Linked DNA regions of Homo sapiens: region 1 is linked to region 2. Evidence: chromatin loops called from intact Hi-C (ENCODE). Cell type or tissue: Calu3. All regions are shown on one strand. Links, peaks and the distances in the headings refer to the core of each region. The heading gives the core; the rest is flanking DNA.

Region 1 (8,768 bases), core at 3,131-5,630, 200 kb before region 2:
CAAGTTCAGTATGACATTTTAGGTGAGGAAGGGCTATGCTTGATGGAAGTTGTACCTATGTTTTTGTGGCTGCTGCTAAGCAAAAATAGAGTGTGCAGAAAGCAGTTTGGCAGTGCCACAATAGGTTAAACAGACTTACCTGTGACTGAGGAGTTTCACTCCTTGGTATATATACCCCAAAGAATTGAAAACAGGTGTTTACACAAAACTTGTACACAGATTTTCATAGCAGCACTATTCACAACAGCCAAAGGTGGAAGTAACCCACATGTCCATGTATGTATGAGTGGATAAACAAAGTATGGCACATTCATATAATGAACAATAGTATGATAGTACAATGAATAAGAATTCAGCCGTGAAAAACGATGAAGTCCTGATACATGCTACTACATGGATGAACCTTGAAAATGTGCTGAGAGAACCCAATCACAAAAGAATACATATTACATAATTCCATTTATATAAAATATCCAGAAGCTGGCAAATCTGTAGAGATAGCAGATTCTGGGTAGGGAGGAGGGTTAGGAAGGAGGGAGGAAAGAGGCGTGGTTGCTCAATGGGTATGAGCTTTCTTTGGGGTGATGGAAATGTTTCAGAACTAGATAGAGGTGGTGGTTATACAACATTGTGAATATACTAAATGTCACAAATGGCAAATTTTATGCTATGTGTATTTTACCACAATGAAAAATGGAATGTGTGACTTTTGATTTTTAATTCTTTGTGAATCCTACTAAAGTTTAACAGGGCGGGGGTGAGTCCTGAAAAACACACTTGTGGCAAATGCGGGGCAGAGTGGTGACAGCCATCTGAGGTCTGCAAGGTGAGGCTTGTACATCCTGATTGAGATCCCTCGTGCAGGAACCTGCCTCATGTGGGCACAGCAGCCACACAGGCAGCCGCTCCAGGAGCCCCTGATGCCCTGCAGGGCTGTTGGCAGTTTCAAATATAGCACAGCTTCTTTGAAACTTTCATGTAAAGTCATGTAAAACCGGAATACTGAGCTGTTTAAAACCCAAGCATACAGAAACCCAGCAGATATAAATTTTAACTGCAGTGAAGCCAGGATAATTTCAGTTTATCCAATGAAAAGGAAAATAAACTTTTATGTTCTGGTGGTGCTATAATAAGTTTAGTGAAAGGTGTATGGAAAGTTTCTAGTTATTGCTCCACATGTTCTTTTTCCTTGTCCTTGGGAGCATGCCACTTTCTCTTCTTCACGCCATATTCTACTCTCAAAAGGAAATGCTTTCGAATGTTTTTTTTTTTCATTTAGACAATGAAAATAATATTTGATTATTACAAAAATTCAGAAAAAATGGAAATACTTTTTTTTAAAAGACATCTCAACCATTCAGGATAATACTATTGATGTTTTGGCATGCATCCTTCTGGTCTTATTTCTATGACCATATGTGCACCTGTATCTTGATTTTTCACTGGGATCATACTACATTTATCAACATAGCATGGACATCTATCCTACCAATAAATATCAATCAATACCATACTTTTCTTTTTTTAGAGATGGGGTCTTTGTCTGTCACTCATGCTGGAGTGCAGTGGTATGATCATAGCTCACTGCAGCCTCAAACTCCTAAACTTCAAGTGATCTTCCTGCCTCAGCTTCCCAAGTAGCTGGGATTATAGGTGCATGCCACCATGCCCAGCTATTTTTTTTTTTTTTTGGTAGAGATGGGTTCTCACTATGTTGCCCTGACTGGAGTACAGTGGCATGGTCATAGCTCACTGCAGCCTCAAACTGCTGGGCTGAAGCAATCCTACCTCAGCCTCCCAGACATCATAACTTCTTTTTTTTAACTTTTAGATTTATTCTTCTATAATCTTCTTTTTTATTTTTATTTATTTATTTATTTATTTGAGACAGAGTCTCACTCTGTCACCCAGGCTGGAGTGCAGTGGCATGATCTCAGCTACCGCAACCTCTGCCTGTTGGGTTCAAGTGATTCCTGTGCCTCAGCCTCCTGAGTACCTGGGATTACAGGTGTGTGCCACCATGCCCAGCTAATTTTTGTATTTTTAGTAGAGATAGGGTTTCACCATGTGCCAGGCTGATCTCAACTCCTGACCTCAGGCGATCTGCCCATCTTGGCCTCCCTAAGTGCCGGGATTACGAGCGTGAGCCACCACGCCTGGCCCCAAACATAATGCTTTTAATGGTGATGTAGTGTTCCATTTTACACACATGGCATGACTGTTTCTTGATCAGCGTTGTAGAGGAGCCAGGGGCTTTCCTTGGAGTGGCTCTTTTGTGGTTACTTAGCCCTCTGTCAGAGATGGTTGGTGACTCAGGTTTTCTGAAATTATTTTCTCTTACTTTTTAAATAATGATTAGTGATAGCCCTCAAAGCAGAGATGATGGACAATAAAGGCAATAAAGGTCCATAAAAAATCAGCTTAAACCCCACTGCCTTTAGGCACATTTCCTGACTGAGCCCCACTCCATCAGTTCTCTCCGCCTTCTGTGTCCCAACAGAAGAGGGATAGAGTAGTAGGCAAGAGCATGAGCTTTAGAGCCAGACTACACGGGTTCACATTCTGGCTTTTGTGACATTAGGCAGGTTATTTAACATTTCTGTGCCTCAGTTCACATCTGTACAGTGGGGATAATAGTAGCACCACCTCCTAGGCTAGATGCCAGAAGTCCCTGCTAGCACAGGACCTGGCACACAGTACTCAACAAATGGCAGAGGTTATTGCTATTACTCAGTTTATTTAAGTGGCCCTACCAGTTTGTGGCTTTGAAAGATCATCTATATGCTTGGACAGTGCAAATAGATAACAGATTCTGAAAAGTTCAAATGCCAGAGAGCCTTTTACAGTGTTTTCCATATAGCGAGCCTCCTGCCAATATTACTAATTGATTGTCTGACCTGACTTGCTGAAATTCTGGGATCATCTTGGTTGGATTTTGCATTCATTTCCCATTAAAAATACAAAAGCAAAACCAAATTTAAACAAAACAAAACAACCCAGGAAACTTGAGAAGTAGATGTAGATTAAATGAATTTCCTTTAGATAGGTCAACATCAATGCTGTGGGCTTTCCTAGACTCTATGGAAATTCTTGACTAGGAGAATCTAGAATTATTAGATGATAATGTCCAGAAATACCTAAAAGAACTGAAAGCATTTATTCTGAAAGACCTCTTTCTAGCAGAAGGCCAAATAAAATTTTCTATTCCCTTGTTTATTCAGGATTCTTGGGAACTGAATTATTTCCAGTAAATAAATTTTCTAGACAGTGGAAGCTTATTCCTGTAACCACCATAACATTTTGCATTTTAATCATTTTGATATAATTCTGTCTGGTGTATGCTGCTTAGTTTATGGCTTTCATACAGAGTTACATTGAAAACAATTCAGCCAATTTGCTAGGCCTTGAGTCGTCTTCATTGATATGTTGTTGTTTAGTTTTTTTTTTTTAGCTCTGCCTAATAATCTCAGTACCATTTGCCTTCTAAAGATGCAGACAGCTGTACGCTTACATAGGTCTTTTAACTTTTCATTTTTTTTTCTCTTGTTTTTTTTTCTCACTGCCAGGGTGTGTCCAGTTTTACTTTTTATTACAGAAATGTGCATGATTGCTTTCCCCATCCCAAAACACCTTTCTAATTTATTAACTTACAAATTTTATGTCCCAGGAAACCAGAAACCCAAGCCTGTTACTATTTTGTGTAAGGAAGATTAATAGGCATTGAATAAAGTCATGTACTTAGTAATAGGTTTTTTGACCATTCAAAGCCTTTAAAAATTTACTTCCTGGTTGCAGGCTGTTATTTGGTAGGTGTTTAACTCTGGGCAAAATGCCATTTTATTTATAAGCTACAGTGCCTATGATTTTCCATTCTGGCATTGGTGCCTTCCTGCTGCTCCCAAATTAAGAAGAGAAATTAAGTTAAAAAAATCACATGACCTCTGTACAGTTGGTAAAAGTTTTGTAAAATGGAATTTGGATCTTTTAAATAGAAGGAGATGTAAAATACTGTATTCTTAGATATCAGTTTATAAATGTTTTTCCATTTTTATTACAGAGACATATTGATGTCTTTGACTGTTGGAAACCTTGCAGAGCAAGAATTTGTAACCATTGCACGTCACTACCGTGTGCCTGAGGGCACATGTTCAGATATGGATTTCTTAATCGCACTGGCCCACGAAAAGTTCAAGAAAAATATGTTTGAGAATTTCGACACTTTCATTTATTCCTGTGTGTATGAAGATCGAGAAAAGTAAGCTTTTGTTTTATTGATTCTAATCATTTACATTTCTGTGAACCTGAGTAATGAAGGAATTTCTATTTTATCAAAAAGTGCAAAAAGAAAATAGACATGTGTCATCATACTCATACTCTACTATTTAGCACAAACACCTTAAATCATTTTCGGAGAAGTATTTAGGTACAGATATTTCCCAGTGATGGAGAGCTTGTGTGTGTGTGTGTGTGTGTGTGTGTGTGTGTGTGTGTGATATGGCATCTGGCCCTGTCGCCCAGGCTAGAGTGCAGTGGCGCAACCTCGGCTCACTGCAACCTCCACCTCCCAGGTTCAAGAGAGTCTCCTGCCTCAGCCTCCTGAGTAGTTGGGACTACAGGCTCGCACCACCGCACCCAGCTAATTTTTTTTTTTTTTGTATTTTTAGTAGAGACAGGGTTTCACCATGTTGGCCAGGCTAGTCTTGTTGACGGAATAGGGGAGGCCCTGTATCTTTGAAAGAATAGGCTTCTCCCTTGCATGTTCTTTTCATTTGTTTCTAGAAGCTTTCAACTGAAGCATAGTAAATCAAAATGTTAGGAGGGTTAATTCTGAGATGTCGTCTTTTTACATTATTTTAGTACTGATGGGGATTTATAAATGTAACTTTTATAATAAATAGAAAATGGAATTTTCAAGCAAACATTCTGTAGAATTTCTTTGAAATTATTTCTTCTTGAAAATAATGAAGTTCAGTATAAGCTATTTCTTATACATTGATTGTGTGCGTGTTGAGCTTCATTAAGTCATTGTTACATACAACTGGATGCAAACAACTTAATGTGTTTTTTTTGCATTCATCTTACAGACCTTATACAGTGGGGAGAAATATAAATTTACTGATTTCATCTGGAATTAGAAAAATCTTAGTTCTTGCTCTAGCTTCTAATCCGTATTGCTGCACACCACTGCCATCTCTCTTCCTTGTGACTTCTTGCCTTATCCCCAAACTTGAAGTCTGAACCCAAGTGGCCAACTGCATTCCCTGAATATCTGTGTAGGTCCCATAGTTTGTCTTAGAAATAATCATTTTTTTTATTAATCCATAATGCATCCTCTTTGAGTTTTTATAAAGATGGTATTTTTCCTTGACTCTTTAAGCTTTCCCAAGCTTCCTAGAAGATGTGTGGCCTGAGTTTTGCATGGCCCTGGCCCTGCCTTCCACCCTGGTGTTGCCCCCTTCCCCAGAGTGAGAAGTGTGGCCCTCCTTCATTCAAGGAACACTTCTTAGGAACAATGGGGCTGCTTGACCAGATAGCCTGAGGTTCTTCCAGATCCATCAAGCTTTGATTCTAGATATAAACATTCTCATTGCAAAGAAAAGAGCCAACTTTCTTTCCTGTTGGTTCTAATTTTGCCCGATGCCTGGAAAAGTGTTGGCTGAATGAGAACATTGGACAAGAATGTCTTTGCCCCCATAAGACTGGAGAAAATGACTTTTGGGCTGCTCTAGAGAAAACTGCTAGCATCTGAAAAAATTGAAGTGAATATTGAGGCCCCAGCTGGGGCTTCCAGGTGATAAGGTTTGGGTCCAAGGAAAAGAACAGAAAAACACCCTCAAGTCATATCATACTTGTGTTGGAGGCTCTAGATGCCTGTCAAATTAAGAGATGTTTTCAAATATCAGAACCATTTTTGACTAGTGGTCAAGAATGCAGATCAATTACTTAGAGCAACACTTGTGGCTGTAGCCTTAATAGGCTGTACTGTCACCAACCAAGAATCTGCATCTTGAAGGAAAAGCCTTTGTAAGGATGGAGTCTGGTGGCCTCTGAAATAGAAAAAGTTGATGAAATGAAATGTGACTGTTCTTCCTTATTGTGAATTCCAATACCAATTTTCATACTTCCATGTGTACATTCTCAGGAAACATCACAAATGTATTTTCTTTCCTATAGTATGTAATTATTACTAAAGGTATACAAGGTATATAAAAGCTCATTTACGTTGTTTTAATGCAGAAAAAATGTATTACCCACCAAAGACATTAAAAGGCTGTGCAAATCCTCCAGATTACCTTTGAGTGATGATCTTCTAGAATCCTTATTGTCAAGGTAAGTTAGAGTTCCACTCTTGATAGGGATTGTCCTGCATAGTTTTATTTGGGGGACCATTCCTGGTTTTACATCTCCCTTTAATTACCCTTGATTTACCCTTAACTGTTTTGATTATATTATTGGTGACCTGCCTCCATTTAAGTGTTACAGAAGGAAAAGTTTGTCTTGATTTTGAATGTTAGAGAGCCTATTACAAATTATTATTTTATCTTTTTAACATGAATACACACTTATAGATCCACAGATTCCTGGGACAAAATGAAATACACAACTTTGTTGGTTAGGAGGACATTAGATGTAAAATTCAGGGCAGGTTTTTCAAAGCAGCAGTTCCTGATAGCTATAGACATGCAGTAAGAGAACCTAGGGTTATTAGCATGGGGCTCTGTCCTGATAGAGCACCAGATGTAAAACATAGAGATTATGATGCTATAAAATGAGAGCATGGTGAACTGCTTTCTAAAACACATCAGTTCTCCTGTTGAACCTGACTTTTGATTTCCTGGCATGTCCCTCTCAGCCACCTAGACTCTGGCCATCTCTTATGCTTCCTATAGCATCACTCACTCTAGCTCCTCCTCTGACTTATATATCTTGATAATTCTGACATTTTCAGCTGTGTTCTAGGCATTGTGATCATTGTTTTGGATATATTATCTCATTTACTTTTTGAGAACAGCTTGGTGAGGTCGAAACTGTTATCCTTCTTATCTCATACGTAAGGATGCTGAGGTTTAGAGAGATGAGGTATTTTGCCCAAAGTCACATAGTGTAGAAGAAGAAGAGCTCTGATTTGAATCCTGAACTTTTCAAATGCACATCCTCTGCTTCTAATCATTTTGAGTTACTGTCTACAAATAGCCAGTAGATTAGGATGTCTTGACAGTTCTACCTCCTCCTTACTGCTTGCTTCTACTCTCTCCTCTCCATTTCCACTATCATCATTCTTGTTCTGACCCACATTGCTTCTTAAATACTGCGGTGCCACCACATTGGTCTTTCATCCACCAGTGTCTAAATGTTTAAATCCATCTTTACATATAGCAGCTAAGTACCTTCTAAGAGCAAAAATGTATGTCATCTTATTGCACTTTTACTCACAAACCTTCTGTGGTGTCTCTTTGCTCTCTAAGGAAGGACCAGCTCTTTAACTTTGAATTAAGCTCCTTCTCCATAGTGGGGCTTAGGGTTCGCAGCTGGAGCATTGTTCTCAAATAGGGTCTGAAGTAGGGAGTCCTTGTTTGAGACAAAAGGAGAAACCAAAGGAACAGATAAAGCCAAATTCTATGTCAGGGAACTAGGGTCCAAGGTATCAGGAGGGAAACCCAGAAGAGGGCAAATCTAGTTGGATGTGTATGTGCATTGAATCAACCTGGAATAATTTTCTAGATTATCAGTTCTATTTGTTTTGTTTTGATTTTGTTTTTGTTTAACTCTATTTGCTTTTATTTGCTAGCAGCCGTGTGAGGGATCCTGCCGTGAAGGAACTGAGATGAAGTAGGCAGGCCTTGGACTCAGAGTTCTTCACAGATATCATCCCCCACTCCCAAAACTCCCCTTCCTGTTCCCAGTAGTCCAGCCACATGGGCCGTTTAGCATATTACACATATACCTCCTGCCTTCCCCCTCCCCCCCCCTTTTTTTTTTGGCCTTTTCCCTTGCTATTTCATCAGTAGGCAATAGCTCCCAATGGTTTTCACTTGCTGAAAGCTTGCTCTTCCTTCAAGACCCATTTCAAGTGGCACCATATCCATGAAGCTCTGTTGCATTCGTTTGGCTGATAATCAGAGTGATTATCTCCTGCTCAGAATTCTCACAGTGCTATTTATGTGTCTCTTTATCCCTTACCTTGGAATGAAGAGTTGTGACTTGAACTTCGATTCATTCAGATGCAGACACTGCTTCTGTGTGATTTACCACCTATAAATAACCAATGGGTTGTCACATCCTGACAATTTTACCCCCCTCCTCCACTCCCATCTCTTAAATTCTTTGAGTCCACTTATTAGCTGTGTGATCTTGTGCAAGGGTTTTGACCTGCCTGAACCTCAGATTCCTTATCTCTCGAATGACGTAACAGTACCTATTTCCTAGTGGTTCAGAGGATTAATTGAGATAACATACATAAAGTACCCAGCACAGTACCTGGTGCAAAGAATTGATTGAGGACTAGGAGAGAAATTTAAGTCAGGGACCATAGACCACACACTCAGACTTAGAAATGAACTGGAAGAAACCTGTGTCTTTCTATGTAGAGGAAGCCATGTTTTTCAACAATTGGATCTGAATGCCTTTCACACATTAAGCTGTCTTCTAGTCAGGAAGCTGTGGATGTTTATTAGATTATCTTTTGATGGTCTTAAGGATGAGTTGTCCTGGAAAGTCCAGTAATGTGGGAGCCTGGCCTCTGGAGGACCTACATGTTTCTTATCCAG
Region 2 (6,615 bases), core at 3,954-6,453:
AATGGCGTGAACCCGGGAAGCGGAGCTTGCAGTGAGCCGAGATTGCGCCACTGCAGTCCGCAGTCCGGCCTGGGCGACAGAGCGAGACTCCATCTCAAAAAAAAAAAAAAAAAAAAAAAAAAAAAAATTAGTGCATATCTAGTGGTTCATTGGCTTGAATTTACACTATGAAATTGTTTATTAACTGATTGACTATGTACATGTGTAATAGCTAAACATTGGGTACAGTTGTGATGGGTAAAAACTGCTCTTTGGTATCATCTGACATTCTCTGTTTTTGTTTCTTTCCCTGAGGTTGTCTCTTTAATCAGGTAACATTTAGGGGGAGGGGAGAGAACATGCCATGCTTTGTGTGTGTGTGTATGTGTGTGTTTTAAATAGACTTCATTTTTTAGAGCAGTTTTAGGTTCACAGTGAAATTGAGTGGAAAGTAAAGAGAGTTACCATGTATCCTCTGTCTCCACACCCACAATGTCTCCCCCACTATTGATATCCTGCACCAGAGTGGTACATTTGTTATAGTCAGTGAACCTACACTGATACATAATTATCACCCAGAGTCCATAGTTTTCATTAGGGTTCACTCTTCATATTGTAAATTCTATGGAATTGGACAAATGTATAATAACATGCATCCACCATTACAGTATCACACAAAGTAGTTTCACTGCTCTAAAAAATCCTCTGTGCTCCATCTATTTATCTCTCTCCCTAACCCCTAGCAACCACTGATCTTTTAGCTGTCTTCATAGTTTTGCCTTTTCCAGAATGTCATGTAGTTGGAATCATACAGTATGTGGCCTTTTCAGATTGGCTTCTTTCACTTAGTAATATGCATTTAAGTTTCCTCAATGTCTTTTCATGGCTTGATAGCTCTTTTTTCATGCTAAATAATATTCCATTGTCTAAATGTACCACAGTTTATTTATTCATTCACCTATGGAAGAACATCTTAGTTGCTTCCAAGTATTGACAATTATGAATAAAGCTGCTATAAACATCTGTGTGCAGACATACACGTGTGTGGACATAAGTTTTTAACTCATTCGGTTAAATACTAAGGAATGTGAGTGCTGGATTCTATGGTAAGACTTTGTTTAGTGTTGTAAGAAACTACCAGACTGTCTTCCAAAGTGGTTGTGCCATTTTGCATTTCCACCAGCAACAAATGGGAGTTACTGTTTCTCCACATCCTCACCAGCACTGAGTGGTGCATTGAGTGGTGTGGTGGTGTTGATGTTTTGAAGTTTGGCCATTTTAATAGGTGTGTAGGAGCTTCTAATTGCAGATTTAATTTGCAATTCCCTGATGACATATGATGTGGAACATCTTTCCATATGCTTATTTGCCATCTGTATATCTCCTTTGGTGAGATATCTGTTTTAAGTATTTTGCTCATTTTTAAAATTAGGTTGTTTGTTTTCTTACTGTTGAGTTTAAGAGTTCTTTGTGTATTTTCAATATCAGTCCTTTATCCGATGTGTCTTTTGCAAATATTTTCTCCCAGTCTGTGGCTTTTATTCTCATTCTCTTGACATTGTATTTAACAGAGGAGAAGTTTTTAATTTTAGTGAGGTCAAGCTTATCAGTTATGTCTTTCATGGACAGGGCCTTTGGTGTTGTAAAGGGAGCTTTTAAAAATACCAAATGCCCAGCCCCCACTTTTAGACATTTTATTTTAATTAGCCTGGGTGAGGCCTGAGCCTTAGCATTTTTTAAACTCTCCATTCAGTCCTAAAGTTTAAAAGTACAAGTCTAAAGCCGTGGAGACCTTTCTGTAGTTTCAGGCAGTAGCTTTCTATGATTAAAAGCAAAAACAAAGCTACTATTTGTTTTACTGGTGACAGTCTACTTTTCTGGCTTTCCTCCCACCTCTTTGACTTCTTCTTTTCAGTCTTATTCAGTGTAGGGGAGATCCAGGACTCCTCCTAGTTCACCATTTCTTCTTTAGCTAGAATCTGTTTCTGGGTGATCTCAATCAAATAGCTTTAAATACGCTCCATAGTTTGACAACCTCCAAATGTATAGCTCCAGCTCTGAAACTGGCCCTGAAATCCAGACCTGTATATCAACCCATCTTCTTTACCTTTCAACTTCGATGTCTTACAAGAATGTCAAACTGAACCTGTTACAAATGGAGTTAATGCATACAGCGCCACCCCTCACCAAACCTGTGCTTCCCTCACTCCACCATGGGGCAGGAATCACCCTTGATTTTTCTCCTTTTTTTTAACTCCCACGTCCAAGGCAGAGGCCAATATATCTGAAATCTGTTCACTTCACTCTATCTCCACTACTTCAACCTTGGTGCAAGCTACCACCTTCTCTTGTCTAGGAGACTTCAGTGACTTCTCTCCTGCCACACTTTGTTCCTTCCCACCTCCCTATCTGCACATGATCCATCTTGACATATGAGCCAGAGTGAGCTTCCTGATTGAAGAGACAGACAAAGAGCAAACTCTTCTCTCTTTCCCTCTAGACTCCTGAATCTCAGTGTGATTTCTAGAGTTCCATCAGCCATCTGGCATCCACGAATTGACCTGCCAGAGGAAAACGGAAGCCAACAGTGCTGAGTATCATGGAAGTGGAAGGAGCTTGGGTTTTTGATGATATCATGGAGCCACTATACCAGCCCTAGAACTGCCCAGTTCCAGATTGAGCACCATAAATGTCCTTATGTTTTAAGCTATTGATACTCAAGGTTTTGTCATTTGTCTTTAATGTGTCCTTATGGACATACTCCTACACCACAACCGTAGAAACTTTGTCTGTCTTATTCAATGCCAGATCCCCTGGGATGAACACAGCTCGGGCAGTTAGGAGGCACTCAAAGAAATTTTTTTTTCTGTATTTCAAAGTTTATTTCAAATTATTTATTATGGCTTTGTGATAATGACTTTTAAATGGTCATGCTTTCTGAAAAAGTTTTTTTTTCATAAAAGAATATTTGTTGAATGAATGCATGGATGAAAGAAAATACCTGTTTGCACCCCTGCCAGGCTACTTACCTTTGCTCCTCTGCTTAATCTCCTTCCACATATATAACCTCTTCTTTAACTGTCTGGCTTGCCATTCTATCCTCTCCTTTTTAACCTCATCTGGCCCCAGATCCGTGGCCTGGTTTCACTCTGCTCATCACACCCTCCTGGCTTACGGTAGCCTAAATTTAAGCCCAGGCAAAATGTATGGCTGCAAGTCACTGCAAAAACTCATTTGTCCTCTAGTTCCCACTCTGTGCCGTCAAAGCCCAGATCCAATGGCGTTCTCCTGGATGTACCACTTCCTCTTATTGTACCTTTTGCTTTTCTTGTGGCACTTACCATGCTCTACCTTGCAGTGTCTTCACAAGTGAACATTTCTCTCTTCCCTATAATATCATAAACATTTTTAAGAACTGGATCCATGTCCTACTTTTATGTGTCTCCCCAACAAATAGCAGAGCGTTACTATGTAGGTGTTGCTCAGGGAGTTTCTGTTGAATAGGGGCAGCAGAGCATAGTAGGTAAGCCATGGTCTTTGGAGACAAGAAAGCCAAAGTTCATACCTACCATTTGCCTGCTGTGTCAACCACAGGCAAGCCACCTAATTTCTCAGAGCCTCAGTTTTTCCATTTGTAAAATAGAGACATTAATGGTATCTCCTTTATAGAGTTGTTGTATATCTCTTTGAAAGAGATAATACATATAGAATATTTGGCACAGAGGCTGACAGAGCGTAAACACCCGTTAAGTGGTTGCTATTACTATTAACAGGTATTTTTGAATGAATGAATACTATCATATTCATGGACAATAGAAATTAGCATTCTCACAGAAAATTATAAACTGTGCCTCATAGATTATGCTGGTATACTGGGATTACACAAATGCACATACACCATGGATCTTCTCATACACCCACAAAGGAATTTCCTACTTTTGCAATACTATAGCAGAGACTAGAGCAGACTGACAATGAATCTGAAGCCATTTATTTGTTTGGGAAAGTAACTATGAGGAAGTGGAGACTGTGTTTCCATCTGTATGTTAATGATGTTAGTTTGCCTAAATTTGGAAAATGTAATATTCAGGTTAGGATTCCTAGTTGCCAACCTCAAAAACTATCTCTAGCTAATTAAAGGAGAAAGGAATTTATTGGTAGGATCTTGGTGGGGGTGGGGATGGGGTGCAGTTCACAGAATCACCAGGAAAGCTGGAGCCCCAGGCTCATAAAATGGTGGCAAACACAGATGCAATCAAAGAGACGAAACTACTGAGGATGTCGCCACAGGCCCTGTGTCCCCAGATTACTCACTGTCACACTGCTGGACTCTGTAGCTCCCCACACCAGCTGCTGCAACCTCTGGGATCTCGATTCCTGTGGAACCACAAAATCGGCATGCCTTGGTCATTCCTCCCAGATGGCTCATCTGGTGAACCAGGCTTGGTTACACCTGGCTCCTCCAGCTGTCCTGAGGAGGGGAGGGGAAACACCTGCTTCTTCAGGTTCTGCAGCAAGAAGTCGGGTCCTGTCTCCCACCTGCTTTGGGACTACCCATCCCCCCAGGGGTGTTTGAATGCTAGGTGACTCCTGTAAATATCCACTAGGGCTACCATGAAAGAGAAACCCAACTTGAAACAGGACCAGAAATAAAAGGCTGAGAAGTGATCCCTTGAAGGATTTCTCAGCCAGCTGATAGACATCTCCTTCTGCAAACTCTTCTCTCCCTTAATACATACGAAATAACAGCAGGGGTCCCTTCATCCCTTTGGCAAAGTTAAAGGGAGTCCTTCTTTCTCAGCAACATTAATGATGGCCAGTAAAGAAACTACACGTGGCACAGTGACCTTTCTAAAAAGCATGGTGATGAGATAAAAACAGTTGCTGTTGCCAGCTCTCTATTGACAGGCTTAGAAATGGGTTCTCTGGAGCCCAATGTGGGGAGGCAAAGCCTTCCTCTTGAATGGGGCAGCAGATGGTATTCTTCGCCACTCCTGACAAAATAACGGCTGGAAGAAGCAGTAGGACTCCATCTGGGAGAGATCTTGTCTTCTGTGGCCAAGCAGTCAATGTGTTTGCAATCTTTACACTTTCTGTGGTGCTCTTTCAGAAGGGCAGATTGTAGAATGCTGGAAAATTCTGCCCAGGAACTGGGCAGAATTCATGCAACCCTGACAACCTGAAGGCGAAAGATGGCAGGGTGGAGTGGCGAGCATATGTTGAGAAAGCCACAGATTATTTCTTGGGAGAAATGAGAAGGTGGACGGATGTCAAGTTCTGATATTTGAAAATGTTGGTGGCCAAAGAGTTTATTCCCCCTCCCAATCTGACCCACAAAATTAGGCCAGAAAATGTATTCCTGACTGTTTCCATGGCTCTTACTCAGCTACAAGTCATTTCCCCTTTCAGATTATTTCCAGTTTTAAGGCCCAATTTCCATTTGCTTTTTGATCTTCTGCTTTTAAGATATTTAGCCAATATCATCATCAGCCAAGTGCCAGGTTTTTTTTCAAGGCTTTGAATTTGTCATTTATCCATGATCTTCGCAGGTGGATTCTGTTTGTGACTGGCTGGTCCAAGGTAGACAGGGTATTTTTTTTTCCAAGTGGAGCATAAGAAAAGGGATTTCTGGCAATAAAACTGAAAGTTTTAAGACACCTCTTGCAAATATCAGTGACTGGAGTAAAGGTCCCATGGAAAAGTAATAAGGTGAATGTAAATTTATTAATGAATAACAAATAGTTTGATACAGAGTTGAACAAGACAGTTTCAGCATCAACAATTACATGAAGCTCCCAAGAAAAATTTCTTTTTGAGTTTTATAATGTATTATTTTTTCCACGAAATATATATATTTTAAATTCTCAGTTTAATTCTTCATCAGTAGTATTAATAAAACAAATTATTCTGGGTCTGATTTACCTGACATAAAATAATTATTAAATGTTCTTTGTATTTTCCTCCAAAATCCCTGACGGTTTTCTGTGTTAATTTTAAGCTTTCAAAGGGCAAGAATTATGAAATATTTGCCTTTGTAGTCCCACAGCTCATAACACAGCATGATTCAGCTGCAGGTATTTAACCCACACACATAGTTACCTTTGTCACTTTTCTACTAGTTGTTGTGTAATGGGTTAGCTTTATCTATTAGTTTCTCCTTCATATAGCTCAAGGAGTCAAGGAATACACGTTCTCATTGTTTCTAAATCAGACCTAAAGTTTTATTCTAAATGATGCAGATGAAGGGGCTTATTAAAGTGCCATTGTGAATTTAATCATGTATATGCTGCTAAAAATCATTTAATGGATGAACAACCCGGAAAAAAAGAACTCTCACCACCCACACACATCGTGATAAAATAGGGCAGCGTTTTGCACTTGCTTTAACAGCATCGCCTGAGAAAAAAATTTCTGGTTCCCATCTTTCCCCTCTCTTACTTAAAATTTCAACTTCATCACAGTCAGCTGCCGAATCGTTCAACAGAATGCCACACTGCCTTTGTATTTCCAAAACTATACGTCTCTATTGCGGACGGCACATCTTTATGGCAGCCACATGCTTGAAAAAGAATTAAATTCAGAATATTCATTTGGCCTCTTATTAGTTCCATAATACCATTAAAAAAGAAAGAAAGA

What was found. Hi-C counts contacts between places; a loop is a spot of excess contacts. Peaks named below come from ENCODE experiments on the same cell type or tissue, not always from the same donor. Only the 100,000 strongest peaks of a DNase experiment are listed, where the experiment ranks them.
Region 1: a loop joins it to region 2, with 2.6 times the contacts of the local background. A loop is called at or near these places in 2 of 110 quality-filtered maps.

Annotation. Positions count from the first base shown.
Region 1 is chrX:44,173,854-44,182,621 of GRCh38, reverse strand. It overlaps EFHC2 (EF-hand domain containing 2), which reads left to right. Exons shown (of 15, transcript NM_025184.4): 12 at 4,058-4,255; 13 at 6,238-6,330. Among named protein-coding and RNA genes, the nearest start is that of EFHC2, 170 kb to the left of the region's middle. In Calu3, for the core only: no CTCF peak of the experiment used is centred there; a DNase peak (open chromatin) is centred at 4,141.
Region 2 is chrX:43,973,719-43,980,333 of GRCh38, reverse strand. No RefSeq gene overlaps it. Among named protein-coding and RNA genes, the nearest start is that of NDP, 3.6 kb to the right of the region's middle. In Calu3, for the core only: no CTCF peak of the experiment used is centred there; no DNase peak of the experiment used is centred there.